2 separate regions of the Homo sapiens genome follow, and region 2 is linked to region 1. Evidence: chromatin contacts called from ENCODE Hi-C or POLR2A ChIA-PET data. All regions are on one chromosome and are shown on one strand. The core of a region is the stretch at or near the end of the contact, and the rest is flanking DNA. Distances in the headings are between cores, read along the strand shown.

Region 1 (4,602 bases), core at 2,060-4,559:
AATTTTAAAGATCTTCCAGTGCTGGAATTATAATGTGACAGCTCAACAATTTGCAAGGGGAAAAGTGACATGTTACCTCCAGATAACTCTGAGGGAAACCTCAAAAGAAACATATGAAATTAATTCCCCACATTATCAATTCTGTTGAAGAAAACTACTGTTGGGCAGCTGGTCATATTTGGGAGGATAAATCGGGTTCGTATTACTTTCTCAGTGCCGCAGTTTAGCACAGGGCTTAACAAATGCAGCATTTAAAGATTATTCAGGGGTTGCAGGATGAATAAGAATGACTTTTGCATCGTTTAGTTGTACCAAAATTACTGCCAAGATGACAGAGAGAAGCCAAAGATTCCAAATCTCAGTTTTAGGAAGAGGAACACCGATGTCTGAACTTGGAACTAATATAGTTCTCCTTCCATTTTGAGCCCACAGCTGTTTCTTCTGAACTTCTTCACTGTTTACCCTTCCTGCCTGCTTACATCATACATAAGCAGACCAAGACATAAACACAGAGCCAAGAAAAACAGAAAAGAAGAATCTGCTACATTAAAAAGTTATAGTTTTTATTTAAAAGTTAAACATATTTAAAAATCCTTCAGTATCTGCAAAATGTCTTAATTTAAAAAAATCTAGAGAAAAATATGCATTGGTTTAATGAAAACATGGCCTCTCCAGCCTCATTGTGGATTCTCAAAACACACCACATTTATTCAAAGTGAGGATGATGCTCTTTTTAAAAGGTTTAAATGTATTATTCAGGACCCTAGGGAAAAGCTCCTACCATCTGGGACAGAAGGACCTTAGATAATACGGTCTATTTACCTGGTGCGCATGGGTGAAAAAGGGACCCCTTAACCATAGGGCCCTCTTTTGCTAGGAGTGCACAGCAGGTGGTTCGTACTTGATTTTCTGCTAGATTTATGCCAAAGAAAGCCAGAAATGAGCATTCTGGAGTCAATGCCCTGCCTCTCCTCAGGGCCAGGAAGATTTCAGAAATTCATTTCAGGGAGCCAGGACTGATCCAAGTGAATATTTATTAGCTTCAGCTTATTTACTGCAGAGGCAGACATGGCTACCAATTCTTTGCTGGCTGCAATATTCAAAAAAGGAGCATTCTGGAAGCTGCAAACCTTCAACCTGATGAACAAGAAATTATTCTGAACTATAGTGTCAGGAAAAAGAAAGCGAAGCACCCTTCAGTATTCTGAGCAAGCATAAGAAAGATCTGAAAACACAAAAGTCAACCTTGTGGTAATTGGTGGCTGAGTCTGCAGTCTCAGGAGCAGCCTCCTGGCCTCTGGGGATTGCAGTAAGTATTTTAAGGGTGGGGTGTGGTCTGTTCTCAGGTGAAATGAAAACAAACCTTGCAGATGACCAATTGCTTCAGCACAGACACGTCTGTTCTCAGGGCAAACACCAAGACATCAAAAGACCTCTTGACACACAGGAAGAACTGGTGAAAATGGTGACAAATCAAATTTATTCACTGACAAGAACAATCAGAGCGACCCAGTATCAGCAGGCAGGTGATTCTGTCTGCAATGCTGACCACCACCACCACCTCCATCACAACCAGCAAGGGCGGATGCCATTTACTGATGAAGATGACGCATTCGGCCTGCCCTTTACCTGCGTTACTTTTAAAATCCTTTTGGCAATAACATGAGGTTGATAAAACCATTTCCAATTCACAGATGAGGACGCTGAGGCTCAGAGAAGTTAGGTGACTTGTCCACCATTGCATAGTTAATGCGAGGTGGGGGAATTTGAAACCAGGTCTGTGTGCAGAGGCCCAGCTCTTACCCTGGGAGGAAGAGACTGCCTTCCAGTTAGACAGCAGGCAGGATGCCGGGGCTGCGCGCTCCCTAAGCTGTCACTTGCGCAGCTCTTCTGGGAGCATAGTTCTGCTTTGAGGCCTGCTGCTGTGACAACCACTGCCACTAAAATTCATGTAACAGCAAGTGAACATTTTGGCAGCTTATCAGAAAGTTATCAATACTTCATTTCAAAAAACAGTGGAATCGATTCAAAATTATCTAAATAAAACTCGTAAGCCACACGAGGTTCCAACTTTTAGAACCTCTATTTAGTAGCTTCGTCTTGCAAGGTGAACAGGTGATAGGCCTATCAGTTTGGGTAGAATGCTGCAAACCAGCTATGGTGACGGATCTCTCCATGTTGTTACCCACATTTTCCAAACCATAAACTTCTATGTGGTCACCCTCTCAAATCTGCTGACCCTCCCCAGAGAATAAGAGTGAACAAGAGCCTCACCCAAGAACACAGTGTTACAGGTCTATTATTCTTCAACTTTTCACTTTCAATCAGGACATGCATTTGTTACTAAAAAACTGCTGAAAGCACAATTTCAGGGAATCCTCTGCATATGAATTAAACTGGATTCCCCTTTCCCTGGCTTTCACCCTTCCCCCTAGAAGTAACAAGAGGCCATTTTTCTGAAGGTCATCTGAACAATTTCAAAGGCTATAACAAATCAAAATGTTCCCTGCATCTGATATCAAACAGGGCTGATGCCAACACTTATTAGAGAAATCAGATTCAGCTCCCCACCCCCTCGACCCACATGCACACACACAGCCAACTTTGAAGTGGGAAGAATGCAGGGATCAGAAATTACCCTGGAGACAGCTCTGGCTGTCTTTGAAGGTTTCCTTTGATACCACCATTTCTTTTCCTCTCTTATGCTCGGAGGCTAAAAGCTGCCTTTTTTATTGATATGGGGTAATTAATGAAGCTATAGCATTAACATAACCTAAATCCCCCAAAAAGTTAAATTCGAACGAGACACATTTTTTTTTCAGTTAAGTCTGACTGGTATAAAATCAGGACAATGGCCAGGTATTCATCTTCAATCCTGCCTTTTAACATGCTGAGTCGTGGCTCTTGCTACTCCCTGAGTACAATGAATAAGTGGTTGGTAAGTCTGAAAAGCATTTTTATTTTATTAGAGGAATCAGGCTATTGGTCCTTGGTATCAAAAATATGCATTGCAGGTAAAGAGACAGGATGCTAGGGTCATGGCGGTGGTTGTTAGAGCAAAGTGCAAAGTGCAAAGTGATAGCCTTGCTGGGCTGGATTCTGATGGGGAAAAAACCTGCAAGGTCTGGAAATTAGGGGTGGTGCTGGGCCACTACAGCAGCAAGAAGGATAATGAAACTTTCGAATGTGCTGGTTGCTTTGGGCTTGGAGGACAGAGACAACCGCAGAGGCAGAAGTTAAGCCCATAGGAGGCTTCCTGAGCCACACCCAGGGCCTCTGTGGCTGTGCTCCAGGAGACTGCAGCAAAACACCCCCCTGCAGCCACCTAGGCACCAACTCAGCAAACGCAGGCTGCGTCCCGGGAGCAGCGACGTCTCCAGCAACAACGTGCTCTTGTAGAACACATGTCAGGCCCCAAGGGCTCCTTCCAGACGCCACATTTCATTTGGGATGTGCCAGACAATTCAACACATTAATTGCACTAATGCCTAGATTGTATATAAATAAAGTACACACACACAGAGTACTCAAAATAGAGCACTAATAATGTCTGCATGGTTTATTTTTATCATTTGTGAAGTGCTCTGAAAAAAAGGGGCTAATCAAATTGGCTAGGATGAGATTCTGAGTGGAACAGTCATTTGAGAGCTTCTCTGCCAAATGTGGTCAGTGTGTCCTTAAAATAACAAAGAGGCCTGGTTCTCTCGGTCTTGCAATTTCCACTTTTAGGGTCCCTGCTTAAGCACTGCTTGGGCCAACGCATACAGTTGTAAAGGGGGACGCAAGGCTTCCTGTCCAACCACATTTCTGATGTCAACCAGGGTCCCAAATGTACAGCCATTTTCCTTCGGAGAAAGAGAGAGGCCGGGCTAATCTCTCATCAGGAGGGCCTGAGGTCTCCCTTTACTCGTGTGTCTCCTTTATCCTCTGACTTATTTACAACTTCAATTACTGCCGCTCCTTTTAGTCCCCATTTCTCATTTTTGATTCTCCACTTTCCATTCCAGCTTAAGCATTTTCATATCCCAAGTAGGCTTTTTCATCATCTCCTCCCAGACAGGACTGGGCTCCTACCGTGCTCCTGGCACAGAAGTGCACCCTACAGACAGACAGTCACACGATGGAGCCTGTGCCCTTGAGGAGCTCCTGGTAGATGCAGGATTGAGATCCAGCCCTGTGTGGCTGTGGGCAACGTTACCATTCTAGGTCTCAGTTTCTCCATGTGTAAGATGAGTCTAAGAGCAGCACCTGTCTCATGATGCTGTGAGGAGGATTCGACAGCCACCGTGGGCAAAGTTCGCTTTGTGCAGTGCCTGCCTGACCAACGTATGTTAGTATTGTTAGTATTTTTATTAATTGCAAGATGGACATGTAAATAATCATGATGCACCAATTCTAGTACTAGGAAAAGATTGTTCTGAATTCTATGGGTGTATGGATAATGATGATAACTCTGTGCTGTAAGGAGAGGCAAACCCAGGTCGGCCATCTCTAGAGCCCATGTTCATAAGCAAAGAGGCTCTTGGGAAAATGGAGACAGGATGGGAAGGAAGATGGCATTCAGCCACTGTAAAGGGAAGAGTAAAACTTTGTCAGCTGGAC
Region 2 (4,525 bases), core at 1,970-4,469, 320 kb after region 1:
CATTCACTCATCTGTAACATGCCCCTGACTCACACATAAACACACACCTGCCCCACCCACACATGTGAATCCGCTTCCAGAAGCACCCAGTCATAGACACATCACACTCCACATGGCTGCCTTGCACCCCTGCTCACAGACGCGGACCCACAGGGTGAGCGGAGGCCTCCGCAGCAGCCCGGGGTTCACCAGAGGCCTTGGCTTGACTGCCCTGGGCTCAGGGCTTCTCTGTGCTTCTCCCCCATGTTGAGGCACCCACTTCATGCTTGGGTTCCTGGAGGCCTCTTTCCACTCTGTGGGACAAAGCCCCCTCTGGGCTTCTAACCATCCCTCCATCCCACTCTCAGCCTGAACTAGGTCCCAAGGTGGACCCCCTATCAGCAGCCTTGCCCCCTAGAAGAGAGGTGCAGGCTGGCGTCAGGATTTGGTTTCGGGACATGACTGGCCTCCCTCCCTCCCTTCAGTCTTGCCCTTTCTGTAGTTTTTTGTCCCTAAACACAAACCCAGTCACTTCTCTGCACAATATCTCTAGTGGTCTTCTACTGACCTTAGACTCAAGTCTGTGCTCTGTGACCACAGACTTTCCCTCTCACCTCCTTCTGTAGCCTGGGCTCTGAGACTCCCAAGATCAGCCACCCCAAAGGCTGGGTCTCTCGGGCTGGCCTAGGGGCTAGTCCTTCTGCCTGGAACATGACCTAGCCCTCCCCAGCCTTCCTGTCTGGCAAACTCCTCACCCCTCAGGACTTGGCTCAGAGAGCACCTCTCTGGAGCTCCTGAAGGCTGGAGACCTGTGCAACCAGCCCCTCGGTCCCCTTCTCCAGCCTTGGCGGCTTGTGACAATTCCACAGCCTTGCCATAGCTACCATAGCTATGCACGTACACGTCTGACACCCGCCCCCATAGGCTCTGAGCTCCAAGGGAGCAGGGATGGGGTCTGGCTTGTTCTCACCTTAGCACCAGCACCCAGAACCAGGTAGGCGTGCTGTATATGTGTGGAATTCATTCATTCATTCAGTCAGTCAGTCATTCATTTATTCATTCATGAACAAATGAACTTACATGAACAAAGAAGTCTTACTATCTGGAACTCTTTCCAGAGAAGAAAGAGACTGGAATATAGGCGCTAGGAGGCAGAGAGGCAGGACCAGCTGGGCTTGCTAGCACCCACCCTTGTCGCCTCCCACCCTTCCACCATCACACCCTGCTCCTTCTCCTGTTTTCCTTGTGTGAGAAATGGGCCTCTCTGGGCTACCACCTGGGCCTGGTCCTTCCCTCGGGGGTGTTGGGCCTTCCTGCAGGGGAAGAAGAAACCTTGCTGAAGTCAGCTAGGCTGCTTAGGCTGGGGGTGCCTTCGCAGGCCCTGGTCATACCCACCGTGTCACCCCTAAGCCGCACACCCAAGCCTCCCAGCACCCGCCCGTCAGCCTCTGTGTTGTGTGCAAGGAAGCTGCCTCTGGCTTTGTAATGGGTAATAGGATTTATCAATAGACTGAGGAGGTGAGGTATGTTAAAGCACTTAATAGAAAAGGGCTTCGCACAGAAGCCCAAATTTGATTTAGCCAATGAACTCAATTGCCGGCCTGATTGCGTTCCAGGAGGCGCAGCAGCCAGCATTTGTCCATGTTACCCTGGAAAAGCCAGGCTGCGCCAGGCGACCAACCCAGACCACCCAGACCTCCCCTCTGCCCCCACGGCTCTGTTGTTGGTTCCTCGCTTTCTCAGGATCTCAGGTTTGAATGGCAGTCCTTTGACCCAAACAGTCCCAAGTTCTCCAGCATCCAACAGCCTCCTTCCCTCTAGTGCCCAAGGCTTCCCCATCCCATGAATTAGCTAGAAGTGCAGTTTGCTACCATGTTCCTTTCACCATGATCCTCAAATCCGTGTGTCCCCTGGTCACTTGTCACCTCTTACTCAAGCTGGCCTCTGCAGGCTTCCCTCCTGACCATTTGTTTCTTCTCTGGCTGCTGCCCATCTCCCCACACTGCTTGCCTGAGCCAAGGACACATCTCTCCCAACCCCCCAAAGAAGACCAAGATCCCCAGGCCACAGTGTTTCATGACGTCTTGACTCAGGCCTGGGCATAGCAGATGGGAATTACCATGTAGAAAAGAAGGACTTGAGGCCGGGCACAATGGCTCATGCCTGTAACCTCAACAATTTGGGAAGGCAGATCACCTGAGGTCGGGAGCTCAAGACCAGCCTGGCCAACATAGTAAAACCCTCGTCTCTACTAAAAATACAAAAATAAATTAAAAATTAGCCAAGCATAGTGGTGCATGCCTATAATCCTGGAAACTCAAGAGGTTGAGGCAGGAGAATCACTTGAACTTGGGAGGCGGAGGTTAAAGTGAGCTGAGATCGTGCCACTGCACTCCAGCCTCCAGCCTGGGCGATGACAGAGTAAGACTCCATCTCAAAAAAAAAAAAAAAAAAAAAAAAAAAAAAGAAGGACTTGAGAGGATTTCCATTAGCCATCACCAACCTTGAGGCCGTCCATCGTCCATCCATTGGCCACGGCCACCCACCGGCTGGGGAGGAGAAACCTCTTGGCCATGTAAGCCCGCAGCCCCCTCCCAGGGCAGCATCATTCCTCACTGCAGTCCAGGTCCCCAACCCCAGCTCTGTGAGTCCTCAGAAAGCGAGGGCCCTTGTTGCTTCAGCCTCCTCCTTCATCCTGCAGAACACGCCAGCCTCCCTTGTGAGCATCTCCAAGCCACCGTAAGATCTGGGATTTGCTTTAGGTTATTTTGCCCATAACCCAGAGGCTCATGAAAAATGTTTTTTCCCAAAACAAAAGAACACTCTTCACCCAAAGATAAATGCGCTATCTGGCAAGAGAAATTGGAAAACATTGCTGGCTGTGTTAAAATAGTAGTCTAACTTTAGCCCCCAAGGTACCAGAGCTCTGCGAGGCCAGTCTCAGTATACACGACATGTAATAATGTGGGGACGGGTGGTAACATACCAGGAAAGAAGGACCAGGCAATGTGATTAATGACCAGGAACCCCCATGGTCCTGCAAAGAGGTGCTTTGAGACAAGTTGGGGACTAGCTCTCCCAGCCCAGCACCTGCCCACCCCAGTTCAGAGCCATTGCCGTGAACACTCTGAAATCCCCGTGGGGCTTTGCCTTTGCAGAGAGCCAGCCCTGGGGCCTCCTCCTCCCTGCCCAGCTCCAGCACCATCCCTGGCTCGCTCACCCAAACTCACCGCTTCCTCCGTCATTCCCCGCAAGGAGTGGATGACATCACTCTTTCCGGCAGCCAGGAGTTGACCTACATTCCACCCGCCCTCCTGTCTGGGAGACTCTCCAAACCCCCCGCTCCTCTCTCCCTGGGAGGAGGGAAGGGCCCCGCTCACGATTTTTGTGGAGTGACGGTGCCAGGCCCGGGTCCAGATGGTGCCCCCGCAGCAGCTCCCAGGCACTGCCTGCCCCTCCCTGCAGCGCAGGGCACGCTCCTGCCTGGCACGGGCCAGGGCCCCTGTCATCCTTCATGTGGCTGTCAGGCCCCCAGCTGGGCCTGCCACGTTTCCCAGAGAACTGGTGTTATCTGGGCTGGGCTCTCCCCTGGAGGTGAGGCCCGGTGCTGCCTACTAACAGTTGTGGTCTCCAGGGGCTTACTAGGGACTCATCCATTCAAGAAAAAGGGAAACTTAGCTGAAAAGGTGGCTGTGGCTCTGTCCTTGCTGGCAGCAGGGCCAGCTTCCAGCAAGCAAGTGAGTGCGCCCCATGTCAGGCCGTGAGAGAAGTCAGGGTCTGAGCAGAGGGGCCAGACAGCCACACGGGTGAGCCGGGTAGCAGGTGGGCCTGCCAGATGAAATACGGGATACCCAGTTAAACCTGAATTTCAGATAAACAAGGGAATCGTTGTTTTTTAGGGTAAGTATGTCCCAAATATTTCATGGAATATACTTGTACTAACAAAATCATTAGTTATTTATCTAAAATTCAAAAAAAATTTTTTTTTTTTTTAGAGACAGGGTCTTGCTCTGTCACCCAGGCTGAAGGGCAGTGCAGTGGCACAATCACGGCTCACTGCAGCCTCAACCTCCTGGACTCAAGCGATCCTCCTGCCTCAGCCTCCGAAGTAGCTAAGATGACAGGTGCTCACCACCATGCCCTGATAAATTTTGTGTTTTTTTTAATTTTTTTGTAGAGATTGGGGGGGGGGGTCTCACTTTCTTGCCCAGGCTGGTCTCAAACTCCTGTTCTCAGGTAATCCTCCTGCCTGGGCCTCCCAGAGTGCCCAGATTACACGCATGAGCCACTGCACCAGGCCTAAAATTCAAATGTAACTCAGTGTCCTGTATTTTTATTTGGGAAATCTGGCAACCATTGTGGCATGGGGCTCTGTGGGGAAATGACTCCAAGAGGCCAGTGGGGGCCAGGCATGGTGGCTTATACCTGTAATCCCAGCATTTTGGGAGGCCGAGGTGGGCGGATCATTTGAGGTCAGGAGTTTGAGACCAGCCTGGCCAACGTGGTGAAACCCCATCTCTACTAAAATACTAAAATTAGCCGGGTG

Evidence for each region. A loop is a pair of places that touch in the nucleus more often than their neighbours do. ChIA-PET counts read pairs that join two places held with the same protein, here RNA polymerase II (POLR2A). Pooled maps may share reads with other maps.
Region 2: a loop to region 1 is called in a pooled map, with 2.0 times the contacts of the local background. The contact joins two enhancer-like sites. A Hi-C loop is called at or near these places in 2 of 50 pooled maps. POLR2A ChIA-PET finds 5 or more read pairs at or near these places in 2 of 52 experiments (SK-N-SH and activated CD4-positive, alpha-beta memory T cell).

What each region holds. Positions count from the first base shown.
Region 1 is chr9:131,886,581-131,891,182 of GRCh38, forward strand. The region is part of intron 5 of MED27 (mediator complex subunit 27); the gene reads right to left. Among named protein-coding and RNA genes, the nearest start is that of RAPGEF1, 150 kb to the left of the region's middle. RefSeq lists an enhancer at 2,800-3,331. Within about 2 kb of position 3,310, at least 3 of the 41 ENCODE cell types and tissues checked have a DNase peak (open chromatin) inside an H3K27ac peak, as active enhancers do.
Region 2 is chr9:132,210,917-132,215,441 of GRCh38, forward strand. The region is part of intron 3 of NTNG2 (netrin G2); the gene reads left to right. Among named protein-coding and RNA genes, the nearest start is that of NTNG2, 51 kb to the left of the region's middle. RefSeq lists an enhancer at 2,745-3,489. Within about 2 kb of position 3,220, at least 8 of the 41 ENCODE cell types and tissues checked have a DNase peak (open chromatin) inside an H3K27ac peak, as active enhancers do.